Linked DNA regions of Homo sapiens: region 2 is linked to region 1. The links are chromatin contacts, found by Hi-C or POLR2A ChIA-PET in ENCODE. All regions are on one chromosome and are shown on one strand. Each heading gives the region's core, a stretch centred on a gene start or an enhancer-like site at or near the end of the contact. The rest is flanking DNA. Distances are from core to core; before and after follow the strand shown. Region 1 overlaps PALLD (palladin, cytoskeletal associated protein). Region 2 overlaps PALLD (palladin, cytoskeletal associated protein).

What was found. Hi-C counts contacts between places; a loop is a spot of excess contacts on that map. ChIA-PET counts read pairs that join two places held with the same protein, here RNA polymerase II (POLR2A). Pooled maps may share reads with other maps.
Region 2: a loop to region 1 is called in a pooled map, with 3 times the contacts of the local background. The contact joins two enhancer-like sites. A Hi-C loop is called at or near these places in 3 of 168 maps with a recorded cell type or tissue (endothelial cell of umbilical vein, mammary epithelial cell and sigmoid colon), 1 of 37 single-sample maps with no recorded cell type and 4 of 50 pooled maps. POLR2A ChIA-PET finds 5 or more read pairs at or near these places in 1 of 52 experiments (activated T-cell).

Annotation. Positions count from the first base shown.
Region 1 is chr4:168,583,519-168,589,213 of GRCh38, forward strand. The region is part of intron 2 of PALLD (palladin, cytoskeletal associated protein); the gene reads left to right. The region is part of intron 1 of LOC124900807 (a long non-coding RNA gene); the gene reads right to left. Among named protein-coding and RNA genes, the nearest start is that of PALLD-AS1, 62 kb to the right of the region's middle. Within about 2 kb of position 2,198, at least 6 of the 41 ENCODE cell types and tissues checked have a DNase peak (open chromatin) inside an H3K27ac peak, as active enhancers do.
Region 2 is chr4:168,857,837-168,863,531 of GRCh38, forward strand. All of the region lies in intron 10 of PALLD (palladin, cytoskeletal associated protein), which reads left to right. It overlaps LOC102723331 (a long non-coding RNA gene), which reads right to left. Exons shown (of 2, transcript XR_007058358.1): 2 at 1-5,695. Among named protein-coding and RNA genes, the nearest start is that of CBR4, 150 kb to the right of the region's middle. Within about 2 kb of position 2,736, at least 2 of the 41 ENCODE cell types and tissues checked have a DNase peak (open chromatin) inside an H3K27ac peak, as active enhancers do.

The sequences.
Region 1 (5,695 bases), core at 948-3,447:
AGGTTCTAGATTACATAGACCGTCATCTTCATGCACCAGACTTATTTCCTAGTCTGGGTTCCTCTGGAAATATTTCCAGTGCACCAATCAGTTTGATGGAGTTGGATAAAGAGGGAGACTCAAGATTTACTTCACTTGAAAAGAATATTTATTTTCCATTTAAGGCTAATGGACTAATGGACTAAATATTACACATCTCAGCCCTTGGGATATCTGTGATAATATTTTTCTTTTCCTACCAATGTGCTTTTACTCTATACTTCTGCTCTGCTGGGTGGCCAATGGGACCTTGTCTGTTTACCAAGCCTAGTTCTCAGGTCTACTTTCCTTCGATATCTTTTCTTTCTTCCAACCTTCCAATCCAAACTGAGGTGGTGGTATTCCCCACCACCAAGAAAGGCATAGTTTCCATTTTTTCTCTACCAGTTCTAGTACATGCAATTAAATTTTCTGAGCCCAAAATTTCTCATCTCTGAAATAAGGAGCATGAAACTCTGTGCGTGGGTGCATATGAAGCTAATGAAATGGCACATAAAGTGTCTAACACAAAGAAGGAACCAAATAAATATCAGATTCTATCCCTATCCCACTTTTATTTTGTCCCATTCCAATGTGGCTTTGCATAATTGGAAATCATTATGTATAGACATCAGGTAAAATCTAGCACCAGCTTATATAGTACTCTAAGACCATCAGGTTTTTTTTTTTTTTACCTCGTCTTCAGTTTTAATTTAAAGCAATTAAAATTAATATATTCAGATTTCAACAAAGTGTAAGCATCCCTCTGCTGAACCACTGTATCATTACAGTGTGCGTTAAGAATGCCAATAGGCATGGAACAGATGCCAGATAACCAAGATGGTACTTTTACTGGGTCTGGCATTAAACAAAGAAATGTGTTCATAAGTCATCTTTCTTGGATCTCAACCAAAAATTGTTATTTTGGATTTTGTCATCTTTCCATTTAAATTTCTACTTAATCCTTCATTAGAGTATGTGTTAACAATCTTAATTTGTGTGATTGCCTTCATGAAAAGTTGGATATATAAAATAAATGTCACTTTTAAGGCATCTAAGGAATTGTTTTCTATCTTAGTCACCAAGTATGTCAGACACATTGCTTACAATGTCTTCTATTTCAATCTGTGGTTTGTTTCTGCCATCCAAAAATGAGTAAACTTTAGTTTCACCCAGCCGTGTTTCTGAATATGAACATTCAAATGTGGACCATGTGTGATGGAAAATCCTGCCATGGCTGAGAATATGGATAAACTTGAGGGGGACTGTTTGATGGAAAGTCATTATATAATGTATATTTTCTTTCATTCATTTAACAAACATTTATTCTAGGCCAATGGTGAGCAAAATATTCCCTCAACAAAGTACCCATGCACACACACATGAAGAAACTACACATTTATTTGGAATGTCTAGTAGAGTTCCCCCCTTTCTTGGCTATTTTACACCAGTTCCCATATAACTGGTTTATATAATAATAGTTATTTATGATAAAAATTTGACTAATTCTAACTGACAAGAAGATAGATATGTTTGTTTTGGAAACTATTTCTATTTGGTAATAGATTCCAAATGTATTGAATGGTCTCTAAAAGATGTAGGAACACAGGACATACTGCTCATGATGTACAACAAAAACAATAGTTTCAAAATTTTATGACATATTGCAGTTTATCAAGTGGTTTTATAACCATTATCTTGTTTAATTCTCACAACATCCTTATGAGTAGTGTGTGTGTGTGACCATGAGAATATATGAGTGTGAGTGTGTGTGTGTGTGTGTGTGTGTCCGTGTAGGAGAGGAAATGATTAACCCATTTCATAGATGAGGTGTAACCCATTTCATAGATGAGGTGTAACTAACAATGTAGCTTCAATTATACTGGCAGGTCACAGAAAAGAGATTTGCAACCAGCCTTATGCCTCTCCTCCCACCTCTCTCTACTGACCCACATCTTTTTATGAAGTAGGGATTGCAGCCATCCCACAGCTCATCAATGCTGTCATGTCTATGCACGAAGGCACTCTTAGATAGAAGAGAAAACAGAGGGGGGCCTGGGATCCAGTCCCCAGCGCAGGCACTGAGTGTGCCCCTGGCCCCATCAGTTTAATTCTGAGCGCTCAGGACAGTATGAGGAGCAGCCTGTCGTTTTCGGAGACACCAGCTGAGGGAGCCTGTGGACACAATACCAGTTGAAAAGCTCCCCAGCCCAGGGTGGAACCAAGCAGCCCACGCCTGCTCTTAGGAGCCAAGTTTCCCAAACAATGTCAGAGTTAGCTTGGGGAATCTTCTTAGTACTCTTAAGAGGCCAGAGCTGAGATTTCCACACAATGACATATTAAAGTATTGGATCCAGGGTCCTTTGCATTGGTAGAATGTCAGGAAAATAGCATTAGCTAGATAAACTTCTTTCCCTCAAACCAAATACAGTCGTATTGTTTACTATTATAGGTCTATTAAGGTTGCTGTTTAAATGTTACCAATGTCCTCATATTTTGGTAATTTTGTTCGAGTTGGAAAGAAATGTCTTGAGAAATTTTTATTTAGCCAGAGTGTTTGAGCACTTTAAGATATCTTTAGTATACTACATCGCTTCTCCAGGTCCTCAAGAGACCTAAAAAAAAAAAAAAAAAAAAAAAAAGGCTTTCTAAGCAGTGCCTATCAAGCTACTACTTCCGGCCCCACAAAAAAGAAAAGCTGAGACTCTTCACCCCTTGATTCCAGTATTCCCAAACTCCTGGTAAACCATTAGGAATTAGATATGCCCCAAATTTATGTAGCAACTCCCTTCTTAAGAATATAGAGAACGTTTTTTTTTACACACCTTGTTACACCTCACAATTGAGCCTCAACTTGAGATTCCCTTGCCCAGCAAAGTCCAGAATTCACCACTGTCTACATGCTGGACCCAATTCGTTTTGCTGTCGTTGATCACTAATTTGGGAATTGTGGGAGGGAGAGGAGGAGCGAATCCCTCTCTTTACTTTAGAACTGGTAAAACTGAGATAGCCAGAGATTTCTAGAACTGCCAAGCTAAAACGTAAGCTGAATCATTGTGCAAGTATGGATTAGAACCCAGTACTGGGTTTGAACTGTAAACCCAGTTTCTGATCATATGGCTGCCCAGTGCTCCTGGTGGCAGAGCTGATTGCTTCCTGGGTTCAAATGGGTCATGCTTTCCAGGGCACTCTGGACATCCATGGAACAAGCCTAATTTAAACATTAGAGGTCTTTCAAACCCTTATATACCAAATCATCATCAGTTCAGTCTCTCAATTCTGCATTAATTCTTTTGTGGAATTAAAAAATATTTTCTCCTGAATTTCCTTAAAAAAAAATCGAACGTTCCCTCAGGGCAAGGAGACATAGCTAGGGGTACCATGCGATAAGAGAGTGAGTAAAAAGGAAAAGTCTAGTATCCTAGACAGTCTCTTTGCAGAGCTGCGCTTCTGCTCAGAAGACATTTGTCAATGCCTAGAGACATTTCGGTTGTCACCACTGGGAGAGGGGTGTACTAGAGAGTAGAAGCCAGAGAAGCTGCTAAACATCCCACAGTGCCCTGGACACCCCCCGACGACAAAGAATTCTCCAGCCCAAAATGCCTGCAGTGCTGATGTTGAAGAATGCGGGTGTGTAGATATAAACAACAATCTGCTAAGCTTTCAAATGATAGCAGCTAGAAAGATCTTCAAGAGTCTAGGGATTTGGAAAATTCTGGCATCATGATAGTCAATCCCCAGTGGAGACATTCTTTGAAGACCACATAGGCAATCACTTGACCAAATGCCACCTAAAAATTGAAATATTTTTCACGTTTTGCTTGGTTTGCTAGAACACACCAATATACTTTCACCCTTGAAGAAAGGGAACTGTTTATGTCATTCAGTAGCAGGACTCCTTGGCTAAAGCAGCAGACAGCTCACCAGATTTCACTGGAAAGACTGCCCAAACCAGTCTCTGCCAGGGACTCCAAAGCGCAGGGAGGCTTCAGTGCTAGGGAGAGCGGATGTGAAGGCGGTTATGAAGGACAGCTGTGCCAGCATCTCCCAACTTTTCCGTTTTTTCTCAAACCTCAGCTTGCCTTGTGCATGGCTAAGGTTATCCCTGGCCAGCTGCTTTTTTCCCTATTCTACCTCTCCCCTGCTGTAGCAATTCCCTAACCAGTGCTACTAAGACTAAGGATTTCACCACCTCCTCCCATTTTCCACCATACAGAAATCCACAAAACTGAGTTAAGAGAACTCTCCTGCCATCCCCAATAGCCAAAAAACTGAGTCACCACTTGGCCTAACAGCACTCAGATGATTCATTAAAATACAGTGGAGCGCTCTTCAGGGGGGTGCAGGGGAGATTCAAGTGGGAAGGTAAGGCTGCAAGCAGGAGGGGAAGTGGACAGGAGATGAGACTGCGAGGCGTGTCACAAGAAGGGAGTCTCCTGGTGCCTTTCTCCAGGGCTAAACCCCTTGAGGCAGAAACTCCGTTGAGTCATTCTGAAGTCAAATCTGGTGCTAACTGGCGCTCTTGGATCTGGGTCAGTCTCGATGGGGCCTGGGAATGTCTGCGGAGTGCCCATTCCTCTCAGCAGTTTGTGAGATTGAGAGCCACTGCTCTGCTTTTCTTCTCCCTTGACCCCATTCCCAGTTTCCTACCAGGATCACTGTGAGCCCTGGGAGGATGGATTTGTAAAAAATTCCTGGAGCCAAACACCCTGAGCTATGAAACTGGCCCATTATTGTGAGAATTTTCAAATGTTGAAGAAATGTGGGGTTGGGAAAGAGAGGAGCACCTTAAAGAAGATTTATTCACCTAGTCACCCTCAGATGGTTGTCTGCAGATTTTGAGAGAGAAATGGAAATAGTTTCAGATACTTTTTATTTTTTTTTTGAGACAGAGTCTCACTCTGTCACCCAGGCTGGAGTGCAGTGGCGTGCTCACCTCACTTCATCCTCCGCCTCCTGGGTTCAAGCGATTCTCATGCCTCAGCCTCCTGAGTACCTGGGATTACAGGTGCCTGCAGCCACACCCGGCTAACTTTTGTATTTTTATTTTTAGTAGAGACGAGATTTTGCCATGTTGGCCAGGCTGGTCTCAAACTCCTGACCTCAAGTGATCTGCCCGCCTCAGCCTCCCAAAGTGCTGGGATTACAGGTGTGACCTACCGTGCCTGGCTGAGTGTCAGATACTTTTTAAGCATACTCTGGTTATCATTCTTCTCAGATTACTTCACTAAATTAAAATGTTCTAAATGTACAAAGAGCAAAATGGTTTGTTTAAAAAAATAGCCGTGTTCAATCTCTATCAGAAACAGCTTCAAGTAAAATTATTTTCCTCCAGCCAATTTCTTCTTTCAAGTATTCTCCTCTATGAAATACTCAATTTGCAACTCTAGATGAAATTACTGAGTCAATTTGTGGAAATTTCATCTGTTCCTTGACAGTGAGTTTTTATGTTTGGGTCAAAATGAACTTAAGGCCAGGGGTATCTGTAAAACACTAGGTAATAGGACAACAGTCCCTAAAGTCAAGCGGGCTATTGTCAAGCACAACTGTACTGGTTCGTCAGAGCTGGCTCCCTTAGCAGGGAAAGTTTGTGTCGTTTCTAAAGTGCTTTACCATACTGTAATTTGTCATTCTTGATTGTAATGTATGGTAAATTATGCTTCTAGAAAGTTATCAC
Region 2 (5,695 bases), core at 1,486-3,985, 270 kb after region 1:
CTTTCTGTTTACCATAACACAGGCATATATCCAAAAATATATAGAAAGCAAAAATTTGGAGAGAATGACATGCGCTTTCCTAAATGCACCTTAATGCTTTCCCTGGTGTTACTATTACTACTGTTGGAAGCATCACTGTTGAAATGAGCCTGTACGTCACACACATTGCTCCCCACACAGCAACACTTCTGATGAGGGCAGCCCCCTGCCTTGTTATTCATTGAGAAATAGAAACTCTGATTATTTAGAGCAAAATTTCAGATTTGAAGAAGTTTTCCTAATAAGGAAGAATGATGTAATTTTCATGGAGGGGGGCCAGGTTCCCTTCATTTGTTTTATTTATATTAGCTGAATTCCAGGGGAAAATGGGCTATGAAGCATGAGGGCTGCTAACTATATTTAGCCACACAAAGTTAGTACATCAGGGGTCATTTTTTCTTTAAGTTATACACTCATAAATGGGCTGGAAGATATTTTTCCCGGCATCTTGTTTTTATAAAGTTTGATCAAGCATAAATACTTTTATTAAGATGCTATCTTTTATTTCGAGTGTGAAGAAAGTATCCATTGTAATCTCTTTAATTTGGCATGTTTCTCTGAGATACTGGTTTTTGGGTCAAAAGATGGATAACTAATAACAATACCTTGGTTCAGAAGATTGTATTAACTTTCCAGAGTGCTCACGCCTGTCATCCCAGCACTTTGGGAGGCCAACTCAGGAGAATTGCTTGAGCTTAGGAATTGGAGACCAGCTTGGGCAACACAGGGAGACCCCATCTCTACAAAAGTAAAAAAATTAGCTGGGCACGGTGGCACATACCTGCGGTTCCAGCTACTTGGGAGGCTAAGGTGGAAGGATCACTTGGGCCTGGGAGGTCGAGGCTGCAGTGAGCCGTGATAGTGCCACCGCACTCCAACCAGGGCAACAGAATGAGACCCAGTCTCAAAAAAAATAAAAATTAAAAAAAAAAATCCAGAGTGGGCTTTAAGAAGGAAGCAATAGTAGTTTCTTGGAAGAAAGATAATGTGTGTTTAAGAGTCCCGTTCTGCCCATTGTCTGGCACTATTCAATCTGGATTCACTCCCATCCCCCTCACCTTACTCTAAATATAAAAATAGTCGGTGCGTCTTAAGACAGTAGACTATCATTTTTGTACTTTTGCATTAAGACTTTTATTTAAATGTATTTATAAACTGGAGAAAAATTTGTAGCATTTAAACATAAAACCTCAGCGTTATAATTGGTCATTCCTTCCTCTTGTCAACGTGTTACAACATTTTTGCTTTGCTCTGTTACATGACTCGGGGCTTACCTGCATTTCACGTGAGAGAAAAGTCAAATTCATCTCCACCCCACAGCCTGCTATCTTCTGCCTTTTACCCTAAATCTTTGGAGGCGACAGCTTCCTCCCCATGACTGATAGTTATCCATGCTCACAGCTGCTGGCAGGACTGACTCCTTTACAACTGTGGCCTTGTAGTTGATCTGAACAGGATGATCCTGTCTATGGAAGCGGAGTCTTCTCTCACTGCCTGAAGGAGAAGGCTCTGCTGGAGATGGAGGGCTCTCATCTGTCAATGGGTAGCACCGACGGTGCCCCAGACATGCTGACCATGTGTGGATGTCTTAGAAGAGTGGAAAGGCTTGAGAAATGCAAGCTTAGAATCATTTCTAATATTACTTGATGGGAAGTCAGCAAATAGGAAACTTGTAAAAAATTGGAGGACAACTTTTTGCCACTATCATGGACAAATCTATCACCACTACCCCAAATATCGGTCCCTCAGAGACCAAGTCCTTAGATTCTGAGGCTCTGCTGTATAATTCCTGTTCAGTAGAGCATCTGGCGAACCTCTAGTAGGACAAACAGACAGTAACCCTTGTGAGAAGTGAGGGAACTTTTAGAACTAGGCCTCAAGGAGCACTGTACAGTAGAAACAGAATGTGAACCACCACAATGAAGACCACATATGCAGTTTGTTTTCTAGTAGTCACATTAAAAAGGAAAAAGAAATTAATTTTAATAGTACATGTTGTTTAACCCAATATATTCAAAATATTATTTTAACATGTAAATAATATAAAAATTGTCATAAGATCATTTTCCAATATCTTTTTAAACTAAATTTTTTAAATCTGCTGTGTACTTGACACTTACAACACGTCTCAATTCTGACTAACCACTGTTCAAGCACTTAATAGCTACATGTGGCTAATGGCTACCATAGTGGGACAGTGCAGGTCTGGAGGATGTGAAATCGGGTGAACACACAACCTTTACACCCGAAACAGTGCTGCAGAATTGATGATAATTACTCTAAATGCTCATCTCTTATCTTTTCGCGTCTGAAAACTGCTGCTGAGTGTACAAACCAGGTAACAGTAATAAGGGCCAATCCCAGTGGTAGAAATGGAGTTGATATGGTGGAGAAGGATCTGTTGACACCAGACCCTCAACCACAGCCATGCACAGCTGGACAGAAGCCCCCTCGGACTCCCAGGTCTGGAGTCGGGGCAGAGGCAGAAAGTCTAAAAAGAAATACATCAGTGTAGTCATTTCAGTAATAAATGCTGTGAAGTAAATAAAACAAGATAGTAAAAGAGAGATGGGAGTACTCTTCTTGCTCACTCCAATAGTTGAGTGAGTCATCTGGGAAGTAAGTTGTGCTGTGGAGTGTGAAAGGTGATTTTAATTCAGCCTGAGAGCCAGGCGCAGTGGCTACTGCCTGTAATCCTGCACTCTGGGAGGCCGAGGTGGGCAGATCACTTGAAGTCAGGAGTTTGAGGCCAGCCTGGCCAACATGGTGAAACCCTGTCTCTACTAAAATACAAAAATTATCTGTGCCTGGTGGTGCACGTCTGTAATCCCGGTTATTTGGGAGGCTGAGGCACAAGAATCACTTGAACCCAGGAGGCGGAGGTTGCAGTGAGCTGAGATCGTGCCACTGCACTCCAGTCTGGGATGACAGAGTCTCAAAAAACAAAAAATTCAGCCTGAGGAAAATACTTCCTCTAGTCCTCAACGTGACTAAAGAGATCCTCATTTTTCTTTAAGAGAGAATTTCATTATTTGAAAACACAATGCCCAAAGAAATGGAAGAAATTGAAGAAGCTGGTTTCTATGTACTTCAAATAATATTTTGGTGTGAGGCCCCACATGACAACATCTTTCCCCCAGGATACCACAGCTGACATAGCTAAAATATGAAGTATGGCCTAAATAATACACAGTGAGCTGATAACTTAGGAAATATTTTTTGTTTGTTTTAGCCAAGGCAAACGAATTAAAAATTTTAATGTTTTGTTTCCATATTTGCTTAAGTAAACTTCAAAACTAATTACTTGCAAAGAATTTTGCCTCGGCTACATGGATGACCAGTGAATGCTTTTGGGAGTGTAGGACTACACTGAATAATCGAATAAATCTATTGAATATGGAATTAAAAAAAAAAAACTAAGTAAAAAAGCATTAGAACCACCATACAGCTTATATCTATATGCTTATTATGTATGGGCTGGCTTAGGAGGGAACTTGAGAAATGGTAACAGTATTTGGTTGATGCTGGAGAGGGAAATTGGACTGGGAAGAAAAAGTAAGAGATGAAGATGTACTTTCAGTGTTCTCTTTATATCTTTTGCATTTTGAAGAGCAGAGGTTTTTAATTTTGATGAAGTCCCAGTTCATCAATTTTTTTTCTCTTATGGATCACCCTTTTGTTGTCTTATCTAAGAAATCTTTACCTAACTTATGGTCACAAAGATTTTCTCCTATGATTCCTTCTTGAAATGTTATAGTTTTAGATTCACATTTATGTTGAAGATTTTTTTTAATTTTTTTTTATTTTTTTAGAGATGGGGTCTCGCTCTGTCCCCCAGGCTAGAGTGTTGTGGCTGCAAGATCATGACCTCCTGAGCCCAGTTGATCCTCCCATCTCAGCCTCCCGAGTAGCTGGGACTACAGGCATGCATCACCATGCCCAGCTAATTTTTTAGTTTTCTGTAGAGACAGGGTCTCACTTTGTTGCCAATGCTGGTCTCAACCTTCTGGACTCAAGTGATCCTCCCCCTTCGGCCTCCCAAAGTGCTGGGATTACAGGCATGAGCCACCATCCCTGGCCTGTTGAAGACTGATATTAGTTAACTTTTGTATAAGGTATCAGTTGTGAGCTGAGGTTGGAAATCCAATAGGGTTTGGAGGGGTTTTTTGTTTGTATTTAATCATGTGTATTCTTTAAAAAATAGGATTTAATTTCAAGAGATTAAAAAGAAATATTGTATAGAAATGTCTGCAGTTATAATAAGTAGTTCAATTTTAAAAAGAAAAAGTTGTTTTGTTTGCTTTGTTTTGAGACAGGATCTTGTTCTGTCATCCAGTCTGGAGTGTAGTGGCATGATCATGGCTCCCTGCAGCCTTGTTCTCCTGGGCTCAAGCAAGTAGCTGGGACTACAGACTCACACCATCACACCTGGCTAATTTTTTTTTTTATTTTAGCATAGACGAGGTTTCACTGTGTTGCCTAGGCTGGTCTCAAGATCTGGGCTCAAGTGATCCTCCCACCTCAACCTCCCAAAGTGCTGAGATTACAGGCATGCAACACTGTGCCCAGCCAAGAAAAAAGTTTTATTATGACTACTGTACTGATTTTCAGGAACAGTCATTGTGCTTTAATTCTCTAAGCCAAAAATGTCCAATTCTGTTGGGCAAAAAGACTATGTTGTTGATTGCGCTCTCTCATATGGTCCCTTGCCTTCAGCCATTTTCATAATCAAAACTTGATGGCAGTATTTTGTTACAGGGTAAGAAACTAAAAATGGTAAAAGCCATTTGTCAGGGTAAATCTGAACTAATTATTTAGATCAGCTGAAATAAAAAGGGTTACAAAGACAAGTTTTCTGTCTTCAGGAGGGGATGTGGATACTAAAACTTCAATGGAAATGAAAAGATATGGATAAATTTGCATCTGCCAGATCTGCTTAGGGAAAGCATATACATGAAGTGGAGGAAGTCTTCCCATATCCCTTACATAAGGATTGAGATCTGCTGCCAGAGACACATGTTGCAATATCAATAGAAGGTCGTCAAATTGCCTTCCATGAGGGAGTGGGTCTGTTTAATGCTATCATTTTGTGACATTGAGAACACGTGAGGCCACCCACACCTTCTCTGCCCTTCACCAGAGCTGGGGCCAGCCTCTTCCGATAAATGCTAAATAATGACTATCGCTTTGAAGGTGCACTTATTAGCAAGGGAGTCCATGTGTCTAGGGTTCTTTTACGCCATTACAGTGTATGAATAATGTACATTTGACGGGGGATGATCCTCTCACCCTACTCAAGTTTGGAACCATTTGACAGATAAACTGAGGAGTCAGAAAGAGATCCAAGCACCAGATTTGTACTGGGGAGAACTCAGAGAAGAAAGGGGATGCACTGCTGGGCCTCATGAGTTGGCTTATACTTCACCTTGAGCTAAGCATACTAATACCCAGTCCAGGCAGCATTGAACAGCTCCGCGCAGATCTCACCCTCCAAAAAACAGGAAGAAAAAGCCCTCTCACTGCAAGCAAGATCCAAAGAGAGAAGAGCAAGGGAGGGGCTGATGTGAGCATGCCCAGATCCATCCCCCACCCATATTCGCCACCAAGGGCGGAGACAGGCAAAGAGGGCCCCTGTCCTGGAAATCCCTCCATGAGG